Regions from separate parts of the Homo sapiens genome. Here region 2 is linked to region 1. The links are chromatin contacts, found by Hi-C in ENCODE. All regions are on one chromosome and are shown on one strand. The core of a region is the stretch at or near the end of the contact, and the rest is flanking DNA. Distances in the headings are between cores, read along the strand shown. Region 1 overlaps CMTM7 (CKLF like MARVEL transmembrane domain containing 7). Region 2 overlaps TRANK1 (tetratricopeptide repeat and ankyrin repeat containing 1).

Region 1 (6,523 bases), core at 1,642-4,141:
CAGGACCTAGAGGAAGCCATGGGGCAGGTTTCTCAGCCAGTGGGTGTCAATGAGATTGCACAAAGGCTATTAGATGATGGTGACTTTAACAGGGAGGCACGGGTGAATCTCCTTACACTCAGTGCAAAATTCAGCCAAAGTTGGGAGCATACCACATTCCTCTTCCTGTCTGCCACTGCCAAGCAGTCATTTATGGGCCCACTAACATTTACAAATGCAGGTTCCAGGCACTGCATCCTCATCTGCATCTCTGACTTTCTGAACAAGCCTGGCTTTCATCTCCTGGGGATTTCCTGGAAAGCCTCTTAGAGTTGGGTCTGAGGCTTTTGATGTTAGCTTTCATCAGTTACTTCTCCTGCTCCTGCTTTCTCTCACTGAAGTATCATTCCAAGGTCAGATGCAGGGACAGTGGGGTTGGGTGACCTACCAGCATCCAGTCCAGGGCTTCCAAAAGGAAAGGTGTCTGGTGCCATCTTTAGCCAGACACAGGCACACTCAGTGGACCAGACTTGGCAGAGGCACGAGGGCTCAGGTCTGCTGAGGAAATGTTCCCAAGCATGGGTGGCAGGAGACAGGGTCCTGAGACCACCAGACACCTCCCCAGCCCAATCAGAAGCCGACGTCTCTTGAAAACTGCCTCTTGAGTTTTCTGTAGAGATTTTTCATCGTAGACCTCAAAATCTCATTTCTTTCTGGAAGGATGCTCAGCCAGGCTGAGAACCTGGGCAAACTTTCTGGCACCTGGCTGGTTGCGGGTGTACACTCAAGCTGCAACCAGACTAGTTTGGTTCCAGAGTCCTCAGGGGACCATCACTTTTCTCAGATCATGTCAGCTTCCTTCATCTCTTGTGAAATTTAAACCCTCTGCTCCTTCCAAAAAATCATGTCTTCTTTCTAGTAAGAATTCTGACAGAATGGAGTCAGAAAGGACACAGGTTCCAGGGAGTGATGTTTCTTATCTGGAATTCTAATTCCAGTGATTCTGTGGTATCATGGCTGGTCTGTGGGACCCTTGCTTTGAGTTGAGGGCTCTTGCAGTGTTACTTTTAAACCCCTGGACATGGCTGGGCACCGTGGCTCACACCTGTAATCCCAGCACTTTGGGAGGCTGAGACGGGTGGATCACTTGAGGTCAGGAGTTCGAGACCAGCCTGACCAATATGGTGAAACCCTGTCTCTACTAAAAATATAAAAATTAGCCGGCCGTGGTGGTGCACACCTGTAGTCCCAGCTACTCAGGAAGCTGAGGCAGGAGAATCGCTTGAACCCAGAAGGCAGAGGTTGCAGTGAGTGGGGATAGCGCCACTGCACTCCAGCCTGGGTGACAGAGTGAGACTCTGTCTCAAAAGAAAAAAATAGGCCGGGCGCGGTGGCTCACGCCTGTACTCTCGACACTTTGGGAGGCCAAGGCATGCAGATCGCAAGGTCAGGAGATCGAGACTCTCCTGGCCAACATGGTGAAACCCTGTCTCTACTAAAAATACAAAAATTAGCTGGGCATGGTGGCGCATACATGTAATCCCAGCTACTTGTGAGGCTGAGGTAGGAGAATCCCTTGAACCAGGGAGGTGGAGGTTGCAGTGAGCTGAGATGTTGCCACTGCACTCCTGCCTAGCGACAGAGTGAGACTCCATCTCAAAAAAATAAAATAAATAAAATAAACCCCTGGACATTTATGTTAGATATTTTATTTTTATGACAGTTCAATATAAAAGAACAAACCGTTACGAGAGGAGCTAGAAGGCACCTTAAGAGGCAAGTGAACCCTTTGGACAGCATCACTTTGAAGTTACTCTACACAGAAACATCTGTCTTCCAGGAGCCTCCCAGCTGCTTCACTCCGTCCTGAAGTCAGAACCCCTACCTCCAGTCCTCTCTGAATTCAGGCGTGTTTGTGCATTTGCTTTTCTAACTGGGAACACGAAGACACCTGAGAGGGTTGGAGCTGGCGGGAGGAGGGCAGGGATAAACACCCCAGCGCCTTTTCCCCACTATTGTCTTGTTCTTTCTTCCACTTCACCTTTGCTTTCTTTTTTAACTTGTATATTAAGTTCAGGGGTACTTGTGTAGGTTTCTTATATGGTAAACTTGTGTCATGGGAGGGGGTTGTTGTACAGATTATTTTGTCACCCAGGAATTAAGCTTCTAAATAATTCAGGGGGCCCCAGCATTTGCAGAAGTTACCTACTGGCTTTAGAAGAATTTCTGAAAAGTTTGATGTCAGTCAAATCTTTTTTTTTTTTTTAACTTAATATGCTGGCTAAGATGCTGGCTATTTAAAGTTGGAATGAATGAATCCCTGGGCAAAAAGGAAGCTTTTAGGAGCACGCATAAGCACACACCATACTCTGGCTAAATTAGATTTTCTAAAATTGGGCTTTCCTAAAGAAAGTCATATGGTAGATGGCCATAGGCCCAGTGAACCGAATTCAGAAAGTGTTATTTCATGAGCAAGTTTCCCAGAAAGGTTCGAGATGTTTCTGATAGAGCAGGAATGTACTTCCTACTACACAGTACTCAGCCCTGGAGGCTCAGAGCAGGAAGACCTGACCTGCACAGGCCCCTTTTGTTGGCTGGGAAACTTCCACATCCCTGTGTCACCATGAAAAAGAGCTAACTTTGTCTTCAACGACGAGTTGGAAAATTATTTTAATCTCTGCATTAAACTAGATGCAAAATTGCCTCTCTACCTAGGAATCACGCTGCATAATCCCACATTATCTGCATTTTCAGTCATGCCTTGAATAATGATACTTGAGTTCTTGAGGAGGTCATTGTGGGGCTGGGAAGACCCCTAGACTTCCCCATGTAGATGTGGCCTGGAAGTAAGACTAACGTAGCAGCAAAGCCCTGGCGATCATGCACACTCCTGAGTAAGGCAGAGGTGTGAATCATTATATCACCATGGCTGGCTAGCTTCAGAGGAACCGAAAAAATGAAAACACTTGCGTTGCTCATTAGCAAAGGGAAATACACAAATGTTGAGGGACTCTTTGTGTCACAGCCACACTCTTCTGTTTCGATCTGGTAAGCAGAGCACTCTCCATACCTGCTTCAAGCTTCCAGCTGAGAGTTCTCTTTTAGCTGTTGTACCTATTGCTGAGGATCTTGATAGTGGGCTAGCAACAAGGGGCTTTAGAAAATAAGAGCATTTCAGCATCAACTGTTTTAACTGGAGTAAGATCCATTTTGTGATTTGATTTGATTTTTATTTTTTTAGAGACAGACTTTCACTCTGTCTTGCAGGCTGGAGTGCAGTGACGTGATAATAGCTCACTGCAACCTCAACCTCCTAGGCTCAATTGATCCTCCCACCTCAGCCTCCCAAGTTGCTGAGACCACAGGTGCATGCCACCACGCCCAGCTAGTTTTTGTATTTTTTGTAGAGACAGGGTCTTGCTTGTTGCCCAGGCTGGTCTCAAACTCCTGGCTTCAGGTGATCCACCCGCCTTGGCCTCCCAAAGTGCTGGGATTGCAGGCGTGAGCCTGGGATGCCAGGCATGCACCAGGCCCCATTTTGTGATTTAATTCTCATTGTAGACTGACATTTTCTATAGCAGAATTTTTCAACAGTAGTACTGTAGTTGAGGGGCCACATTTGGGGCTGGAGATGGGTAACTCTTTACTATGGGAGCTCTCCTATTTATTGCAGGGTGCTTAGCAGCACCCTGGGCCTCTACCCACTAAATGCCAGTAGCAACCCCCATCCCCGCAAATTGTGTAAACCAAAAATATATACACACATTGCCAAATGTCCCATAGGACACAAAATCATATACCCATACGCTAACACACCCATACACTAACACCACACGCATACACACACACACACACACACACACACACACACACACTTTAAGACTCGCTGCTCTGGCCAGGCGTGGTGGCTCACACCTGTAATCACAGCACTTTGGGGAGCTGGGGCAGGCAGATTACTTGAGTTCAGGAGTTTAAGACCAGTCTGGCCAACATGGTGGAACCCCCTCTCTACTAAAAATGCAAAAATTAGCTGGGCATGGTGGTGCATACCTGTAGTCCCAGCTACTCTGGAGGCTGAGGCAAGAGAATCGCTTGAATCTCGTAGGCAGAGTTGCAGTGAGCCAAGATCATGCTACTGCACTCCAGCCTGGGCAACAGAGTGAGACTCCATCTCAAAAAAAAAAGAATCACTCCTCCATAGGAGAGAGGCAGTGTATAAAATAATCTTTTTTCTAAATTGGTTGTGCATTTTAAATAGATTCCTGGCTGGAAACAATGGCTTACGTCCATAATCCCAGCACTTTGGGAGGCCAAGGCAGGGGGATTGCTTGAGCTCAGGAGTTTGAAACCAGCCTGGGCCACATGGCAAAACCCCGTCTCTACTACAAATATGAAAATTAGCCAGGCATGATGGCACACGCCTGTAATCCTAGCTACTTGAGAAGCTAAGGTGGGAGGATGACTTGAGCCCAGGAAGCAGAGGTTGCAGTGAGCTGAGATTGGTTCACTGCACTCCTGCCTGGGGAACAGAGCCAGACTCTATCTCAGAAAAACAAAAACTAAATAACTAAATAAATAAGTAGATTCTAAGATTTTACACACATTGAATCCCGTGTGTTACTGGTTTGTTCCCTACATGGAGTAGACAGGTTTTCTCTTTGGCCTTCACGGAAGCTCAGACTGTTACTCATTCTACTTTCTTGTACTCATGCATTGCTAATAGTTTTCATCTGGTTATTAATTCAGTAGCAGGCCGTTAAGCATGTTCACTCGTGCTGAGATATTTCTTAGTGAGCTCTCACCACATGCCCTGATGGTGAGCAGCCTCACCTCTTAAACAGGATTCCTGCATGGTTGAGAACCCGTCCACCTTTCTCGGCTTGTTATGATCAGAGCTTACACTTTTGGGAGGTAGAACTGCATCTGACATGGAGGAACATGGTCCTTAGAGTCAGACAGACCTGGATTCAAATCCCACTTCTGCTTACAAGCCAGATAGCCTTGGACTGATGATTGAACCTGCATGCCTCCGTTTCCCCTTATGAACATGGGGATGATTTTGTCTACCTGGCAGGGTTCTGCATGGCCTTAGCGAGATCACGTATGTCAGACATCAGTAAATGGTAACTTGTTATCTGTCAGTTGATAGCTGTAAGGTATGAATTACCATCTTTGTAGGTCAAAAACCATCAAATATTGGCAACTTCGTACAATTGGGCCTAATATGTAAACCCCAGGTCACCATCACGCTGTCCTCTTTGCTCTATGGATATCCAGCAGATGAAAGGGATGGTTCTGCTTTGTTATTTTCTTGTTTTCCTGCTTCTTCTGAGGGGGCTTCCCGCTGGCACAATCTAACAAACTTCAGAGAGGACGAAGTCAGTCTCTGCTGTCATCAGTGTTCACAGACAGTAGTTTCAAAGTGTGTACCACATGAAGTTGCAGTCTTCCAACCTTCCAGCCAGTGTGTATGGAAATAACCTGAATTGTATTAATAGCAGTTCTTCAATGTGGGCCTGCTGGGGGATGCTTGGTTGTTTTCCGTTGTTTGTTCCCTGGGTGCCCGTCTTGGGCAAGCATTTCTCTGATGTCTCTATTTATGTGGCAGGTCACCCTGCTGATTGCCTTCATCTGTGTGCGGAGCTCCCTGTGGACCAACTACAGCGCCTACAGCTACTTTGAAGTGGTCACCATTTGCGACTTGATAATGATCCTCGCCTTTTACCTGGTCCACCTCTTCCGCTTCTACCGCGTGCTCACCTGTATCAGCTGGCCCCTGTCGGTAAGAGAGTGGTCTGGCCCTGTCCTCCGCATGCACAAGTCAGGATGTTAGCTAGAGTACTGAGACCTGACAGAGTTTTTCCCGTCTGCCCATCTCACCTCTTTAACCATTCTTTGCTGCCTCTGCCCTGAATTTCCTATTGTTTGGTGGACATCTCTGCTTGATGTCCTGCTGGTTTTTAAAACTCACTTTCCAGCTACAAGAAGGCTGTGGCTGGCCGGGCGCGGTGGCTCACGCTGGTAATCCCAGCACTTTGGGAGGCTGAGGCGGGCGGATCACGAGGTCAGGAGTTCGAGACCACGGTGAAACCCCGTCTCTACTAAAAAATACAAAAAATCAGCCGGGCGTGGTGGCGGGTGCCTGTAGTCCCAGCTACTCAGAGAGGCTGAGGCAGGAGAATGGCGTGAACCCGGGAGGCGGAGCTTGCAGTGAGCCGAGATCGAGCCACTGCACTCCAGCCTGGGTGACAGAGCGAGACTCCTCTCAAAAAAAAAAAAAAAAAAAAAAAAAAAAAGAAGAAGGCTGTGGCTATTGCCCCATGCTTACTTTCTCAAGCAACAGAGAATGGCTGTGTGTGTATGAGTTGGGAAAAGGAACACGGAAGGAAATTGTAGGTGAAGATGATGGGTATTGATGCTGTTGTGAGGATTGAATGATAGGATTTTCTGGCTAAAAGAGACTAGTGGGGGCTGAGGAGACAGTCAGAAGTTGCCAGACTTTTTCTTCCCACTGTATTATTTTTTAAAGCTTCATTGAGATGCA
Region 2 (6,523 bases), core at 2,262-4,761, 4.5 Mb after region 1:
TCGGCTCACTGCAACCTCTGCCTCGTGGATTCAAGCCATTCTCTTCCCTTAGCTTCCCTAGTAGCTGCTATTACAGGTGCCCACCACCATGCCCAGCTAATTTTTGTATTTTTAGTAGAGACGGGGTTTCACCATGTTGGCCAGGCTTGTCTCCAACTCCTGACTTCAGGTGATCCACCTGCCTCAGCCTCCCAAAATGCTGGGATTACAGGCGTGAGCCACCACACCAGGCCTATTTTATTTCTTTTTTGTTTTTTGTTTTTTGAGAAAGAGTCTCATCTCTGTCACCCAGGCTGGAGTGCAGTGGCCCGATCTCCACTCACTGCAAGCTCCGCCTCCCGGGTTCACGCCATTCTCCTGCCTCAGCCTCTTGAGGAGCTGGGACTACAGGCGCCGGCCACCACGCCCGGCTAATTTTTTGTATTTTTAGTAGAGATGGGGTTTCACTGTGTTAGCCAGGATGGTCTAAATCTCCTGACCTCGTGATCCACCCGCCTTGGCCTCCCAAAGTGCTGGGATTACAGGTGTGAGCCACCGCGCCAGGCCTACCTATTTTATTTCTTAAATTGACATATTGATAATGTACATATTCATAGTGATGTTTTGATGCATATAATGTATAAGTGATCAGATCAGGGTATGTAGCATATCCATCATCTCAAACATTTATTATTTCTTTGTGTTGGGAATGTTCAATATCCTCCTTCTAGCTATTTGAACTATATGTTATTGTTAACTACAGTCATCCTACAGTGATAAAGAACTGTTTTTAATTTTCACACACCCAACACACATGTGCCTTCCCACTGGATCTGAACTTTCAGCACACCCTAATCCTATTATTCATATAGCATCTACCCTATGCTGGGCACTGTGCTGGGGATCAGGAGTCTGATGGTGAAAGGATGGCCACTATCCCCACCTTCCAGAAGTTTACTGTCTGTTAGGGAGATGAACATTAAGTACATCAATAATCACACAAATATTATAGTTAAAATATTTTTCTTCTTATGAAGAAAAAGTAGAGGGTATAAGAAAGGCTGTAACAGGAGATCACAGCTTAGATTGCAGGGATCAAGGCAAGTCTGTTGGAATTGACATTTAAGACAAGATCTAAATAGTGAGCGGTTAGCCCAGTGACGAGGACAGTAGGTGTCCAGGCCACAGAAACAGCACATGCAAAAGCTCTGAGCTTCACAGTTCAAGAACTGTCAGGTGAGTAGGATGCAAAAGTGAAGCTGAAAGAGTAGGTAATTGCTGCAGTAAGTAGATGATGGATCTTGAAGGCCATCAGAGGGTCTTGGAATTCATCTAAATGCAACTGGGAAAGCAGCATTGTCTATGACAACTTTCTGTGATAATGCAAATGTTCAATTTTATACTATACAATACAGAAGGCACTAGCCACAACTGGCTACTGTACATTTGAAATATGACTAGTACAAATGAAGAACTGAATTTCAAATCTAACTTAATTTTAATTAACTTTGCAATACATAGCCACATGTGGCTAGTGGCTACCGTATTGAACAGTAAAACACTAGAGGGTTTTAGGTTGCAGATTAACAAGATCCAATTTGGCCTGGCACAGTGGCTCACATCTGTAATCCCAGCACTTTGGGAGGCCAAGGCGGGCAGATCACGAGGTCAGGAGTTCAAGACTAGCCTGACCAACATGGTGAAACTCCGTCTCTCCTAAAAAATACAAATTAGCTGGGCATGGTGGCACATCCCTGTAATCCCAGCTACTCAGGAGGCTGAGGCAGAATTGCTTGAACCTGGAAGGCAGAGGTTGCAGTGAGCCAAGATCGTGCCACTGCACTCCAGCCTGGGTGACAGAGCAAGACTCTGTCTCAAAAAATAAAAAAACCAAGATCCAATTGATACTTCCAGATCATCCTGGCTGAAGGCAAGATGGAGAGAAATAAGCCAATGTAAAATGGATGCAGGAAGAGCAGCCAATAAGAGTTCCTGATGAATTTCATGGGCTTGAGAGTGGAAGGCAAAAGAAATGAACTCCAAGGCTTTTAGCCAAATTTTACTTTGCATTACAGAAACAGGGGCTTTGGTTTCAAATATAAATGTATGGGTTTTTTTTGTTTTTTTTTTTGTTTTTTGTTTTTTTGAAGAGACCGGAGTCTTGCTCTGTCCCCCAGCCTGGAGTGCAGTGGTGCAATCTTGGCTCACTGCAGCTTCCACCTCCCAGGTTCAAGAGATTCTCCTGCCTCAGCCTCCCAGGTAGCTGGGATTACAGATGTACACCACCACGCCTGGCTAATTTTTTAATTTTTAGTAGAGACAGAGTTTCACCATGTTGGCCAGGCTGGTCTCGAACTCCTGACCTCAAATGACCTGTCCACCTCAGCCTCCCAAAGCACTGAGATTACAAATGTGAGCCACCGTGCCCGGCCAAATGCATGTAATATTGGATTTTCTTTTATACAAATACATACACTCACACCCACACACACACACAGCCTACCTCCCTGAGGATAACTATTGCAATACCACTGCATCTAATGGGGCAAAGTATATGCTCTATAAAGCACATAAATTTGGGAAATACACAAAAGCCTCGAATAGATAAACTTAAAACTGTCAAAGATGAACCAAATAGAAATATATTCTATATTTTTTTCATGAAATGGGAAAAAAGAAATATATTCTATAGGACAATATACATTATGAGCTAAATATGGTGTCATCAACCCATTAAAGTGTTTCAGCAACAACAGCAGGGGAAGGAGGAGGCAGGAGACACAGAGAACCATTCGCCCCTCTAAAAGAGAGGTCATCCCCGTACCAGGACCAGGAAAGATCAAGAGGTGAACTTCTTTCTTTCTTTTTGTGTATTTATCTGTTTGTTTAAGGGAGGGCAGGAGATGTTGGAAGTTTGGTGGGAGCAGAGAAGAGAGAGGCGAGTTTAAGATTTTCTCCAAGTACCATTTCTTTCATTACCAAGTATTTAGTAAACTTGGGGCTACCTCTGTATGTATTAATCTGGAGTTGGTTTTCCCTATAGCATGCATTCTCAATGGGGCAATATTGCCCCCAAAGGAAAGAAAATGGGATATTGGGGAGTAAAAATGTTTACTCTTTTCATGCACAAAGCACAGATATACATACAATACAAAAAAAAGGATATACAGTATTATCTGTGGTATTAAAATTTCATAGGGGGTGGGAAGCTAGATTAGCTAAAAGTCTGAAAAGGTTGGGAGGAGCTATAATGAAAAAATGCTTGAGTAACACTACCCTAGAGGAAATTGAGGGATGGAGGAAAGGGTGTTAAATGTAAACAAAAGATCTACTGATGAATATATAAACAAAATTTGGCATATACATACAGTGGAGTACTATTTAGCCTTAGAAAGGAAGGAAATCCTGACACAAGATACAACATGGATGAACCTTCAGGGCATCATGCTAAGTGAAATAAGCCAGTCACCAAAAAACAAGTATTTTACAATTCTACTTATATGAGCTACTTAAAATAGTCAATTTCATAGAAACAGAAAGTAGAACTGTGGTTACCAGGTACTATAAGGAAGGAGAAATGGGAAGTTGTTGTCAAATGAATATGGAGTTTCAGTTTTGCAAATAAAAAAGTTCCAGAAATCGTTTGTACAATATGAATGTGCTTAACACTGCCGAACTATACATTTAAAAAGTGTTAAGATGGCAAACTATGTTTTGTGTTTTTTACCACAGTTAAAATTTGTTTTAAGTAAAGAGAAAATAAAGCAAAAACCCAGAAAGAAAAGAAGAAAGAAAGAAAGAAAGAAAGAAAGAAAGAAAGAAAGAAAGAAAGAAAGAAAGAAAGAAAGAAGGAAGGAAGGAAGGAAGGAAGGAAGGAAGGTAGGAAGGAAGGAAGGAAGGAAGGAAGGAAGGAAGGAAGGAAGGAAAGAAAGAAAGAAAGAAAGAAAGAAAGAAAGAGAAAGAAAGAGAGAGAGAGAAAGAGAGAAAGAAAGAAAAAGAAAGAAACGCCAATGTAAACAAATATGTTCTGGACTTGTATTTCTACTCCAAGTCTGACAGAAACATTACTGATTTTCCTTACGCACACTATGTTACATCATGATACCCAAAAGATGGCAGGATATCAAAGTTTCCTCGGTTTTGTAGTAGTACTGATTTACATGCACATTCAGGAAAGTAAAAGCAGCCAAGATACTAATTACTTACAGAGCCATCCTAAGACCCTGGCCCCGCTGACAAGATGACAGTTAAAATATCCCCCAGCAGGCATCACAGGCAGGTGGGTTTGCAGTATTCAAAGTATAATTTATGTGCCCATAAAAAACTATATTATGCAATAAGGATATGTGGGGTTACAGTCAAATGGTCAAACAACATACAGCAACAATTACTGTGCAATATTAACAAAGACGTACAGTAGAGGTCTGTCATATCCCATTATCTTGATGGGCCCAATTTTTTTTAACATTTTTATTGAGGCAAAACCTAGTATAATGCGTGTAACATGCACTACTCTTCGGTGTTCAGCTATGATTTTTATACCCATCTACCCATCTAACTCCCACCTGGGTGAATATATAGAACATTTCCAGGTCTCCAGAAGGTTCCCTCTTGTCCATTCCTAGTCTAAACCCACCTTCTTCACCACTATTCTGATCTGTAAACTATAAATGAGTTTCACCTGTTCTTGAACCCCATAATAACATAGTGGGTTCCCTCTTTCCTTAAAGATTATCCATGTGAGACTCAACTATATTGTTGTATATATCAGTAACTCCTTTCTCTTATTGCTGTGTAGTGTTTGATTTTATTAATATACCACAATTTACTTATCCATTCTGTTGATGGGCATTTGAATTGTTTCCAGTTTGAGACAACTGTGAATAAAGCTGTTATAAATGATCCTGTATATGTCTTTCAGTGAGTTATTTGTCTGCCTTTCTTCCCAGGAGTGGATCTGCTGAGTGACAGGGAAGATGTGCTATTTACTTTTAGTAGAGACTGCCAGTTTTCCAAGTGGTTGAACCAATTTATACTCCCAAAAGCAGTGTTTTGTGTATATAAACTGCCAACATTTGTCAATTCTGCGCACTATCAGTCTTTTTAATTTTAGCCACTGTGGTATCTTATTGTGGTTTTAATTAGCATTTTCCTGATGACTAATAATGTTGTGTGCCTTTTATTGGCCATATGAGTGTCCTCTTTTGTGAAGCTCCAAATAGAACCAATCCTAGAAGAGTTGTTTGTTTTGTTTTTAATAATTAACCACTAGATGACAATATGCCAGGCCCATTGTAGCTCACGTTCTTGCAATATTGCTAATAGCAGAGGAAAGAATGGACTCTGACCTGCACACTGGACAGCCATCATTCTCCTATGCGGTACACAAACTATAATAAGTTCAGGAAATAAATTCTCTTAAAATGCTTTACCAATAAATGGCTAAGGATATTTCATTAGATTATAGTGACAGCGTGGTGCCAGGAAATATTCTTCTAAAAAACTAAAAACAGGTTAAACTTTTATGTCAGATACTTGAAAGTTGACCCTTAGTAACAGTTAATGATATTTATAATTTAGGAAGTTCTGACACTCTACCCATTTGGCTACAGTGAACCATTCTTGGGACCTTTGAAGTGGCCACTCCTTCCTCACTGAGTCCCAGATTTGTTTCTGTTATGTGCCTCTCTTCCCCAAGCTCCTTAGACTTAAGGGAAGCTGACTCCACCCTTACTTCCTAAGGGTCTGATGAGCAAATTTATCTCCCTGACAGAAACTGGTTCAGTATTGAGTGTAGGGCACAATTCTGGCCCCTGAAACTTAAAAAGATGTTTATTGGAGGATTCCAAGACAGTGTTTTATCATCATTCTGGATAAGCTTCTAGAAGAGAATCTCTCTATTACACAGAGCACTGTCCAGTGTGGAAGTGAAGCTGTGAATCCTGACACTGAGATGTGTAAATGTGTGGCCCTACGTTTCAGCTGCATTTTGCTTCCGGCGTAAGGATGAAATCAACACTCACAGGATGAAACCAACAGTGACAGAAAAGGACAGGGCCCAAGAAAATAAAGGAAAATAGTGGGGAGCCATCAATTTGGGGAGAATCCTGAGGCCTGCCCTATCTCTGGACTTCTACTTATATGGTGCATCAGTTAGGATGACTTTGGCAGCAAACGAGGAGTTGGGGGTTGTGTAATTTTCTTATTGGATACAATGAGTTCTAAATTTCTCTTCAAAGAATCAGTATGTCAGCATGTTCAGTTCTTTGTCCTCCATTTTAAAGTTTAACTTCCTCGTAGTTTCAGTAAACAACCTTTTCCACCAGTTTTAATCAGTAGTTCACATCTGTTCTCCTGGTCACCTGCTCCATCCTGACTCATCCTGGTTACCTGCTTTGACCTGAGTCACCCCCGGTCCCCTGTTCTGACCTAAGTCACCTTCGGTTACTTGTTCCATAACTGTCTTTCCTGCCAAACTGTTAACCCCACCACTCTGGCTCATACTCCTGCTCTCTTTAAAATAGCCAATTGGAATTAGCTTAGA

The links. A loop is a pair of places that touch in the nucleus more often than their neighbours do. Pooled maps may share reads with other maps.
Region 2: a map with no recorded cell type shows a loop between it and region 1 (5-fold over the local background). The contact joins two enhancer-like sites. A Hi-C loop is called at or near these places in 2 of 37 single-sample maps with no recorded cell type and 4 of 50 pooled maps.

The regions. Positions count from the first base shown.
Region 1 is chr3:32,436,253-32,442,775 of GRCh38, forward strand. CMTM7 (CKLF like MARVEL transmembrane domain containing 7) reads left to right here. Exons shown (of 5, transcript NM_138410.4): 2 at 5,588-5,761. Among named protein-coding and RNA genes, the nearest start is that of CMTM7, 48 kb to the left of the region's middle. RefSeq lists an enhancer at 363-1,044. Within about 2 kb of position 2,892, at least 8 of the 41 ENCODE cell types and tissues checked have a DNase peak (open chromatin) inside an H3K27ac peak, as active enhancers do.
Region 2 is chr3:36,914,705-36,921,227 of GRCh38, forward strand. The region is part of intron 1 of TRANK1 (tetratricopeptide repeat and ankyrin repeat containing 1); the gene reads right to left. Among named protein-coding and RNA genes, the nearest start is that of TRANK1, 27 kb to the right of the region's middle. Within about 2 kb of position 3,512, at least 5 of the 41 ENCODE cell types and tissues checked have a DNase peak (open chromatin) inside an H3K27ac peak, as active enhancers do.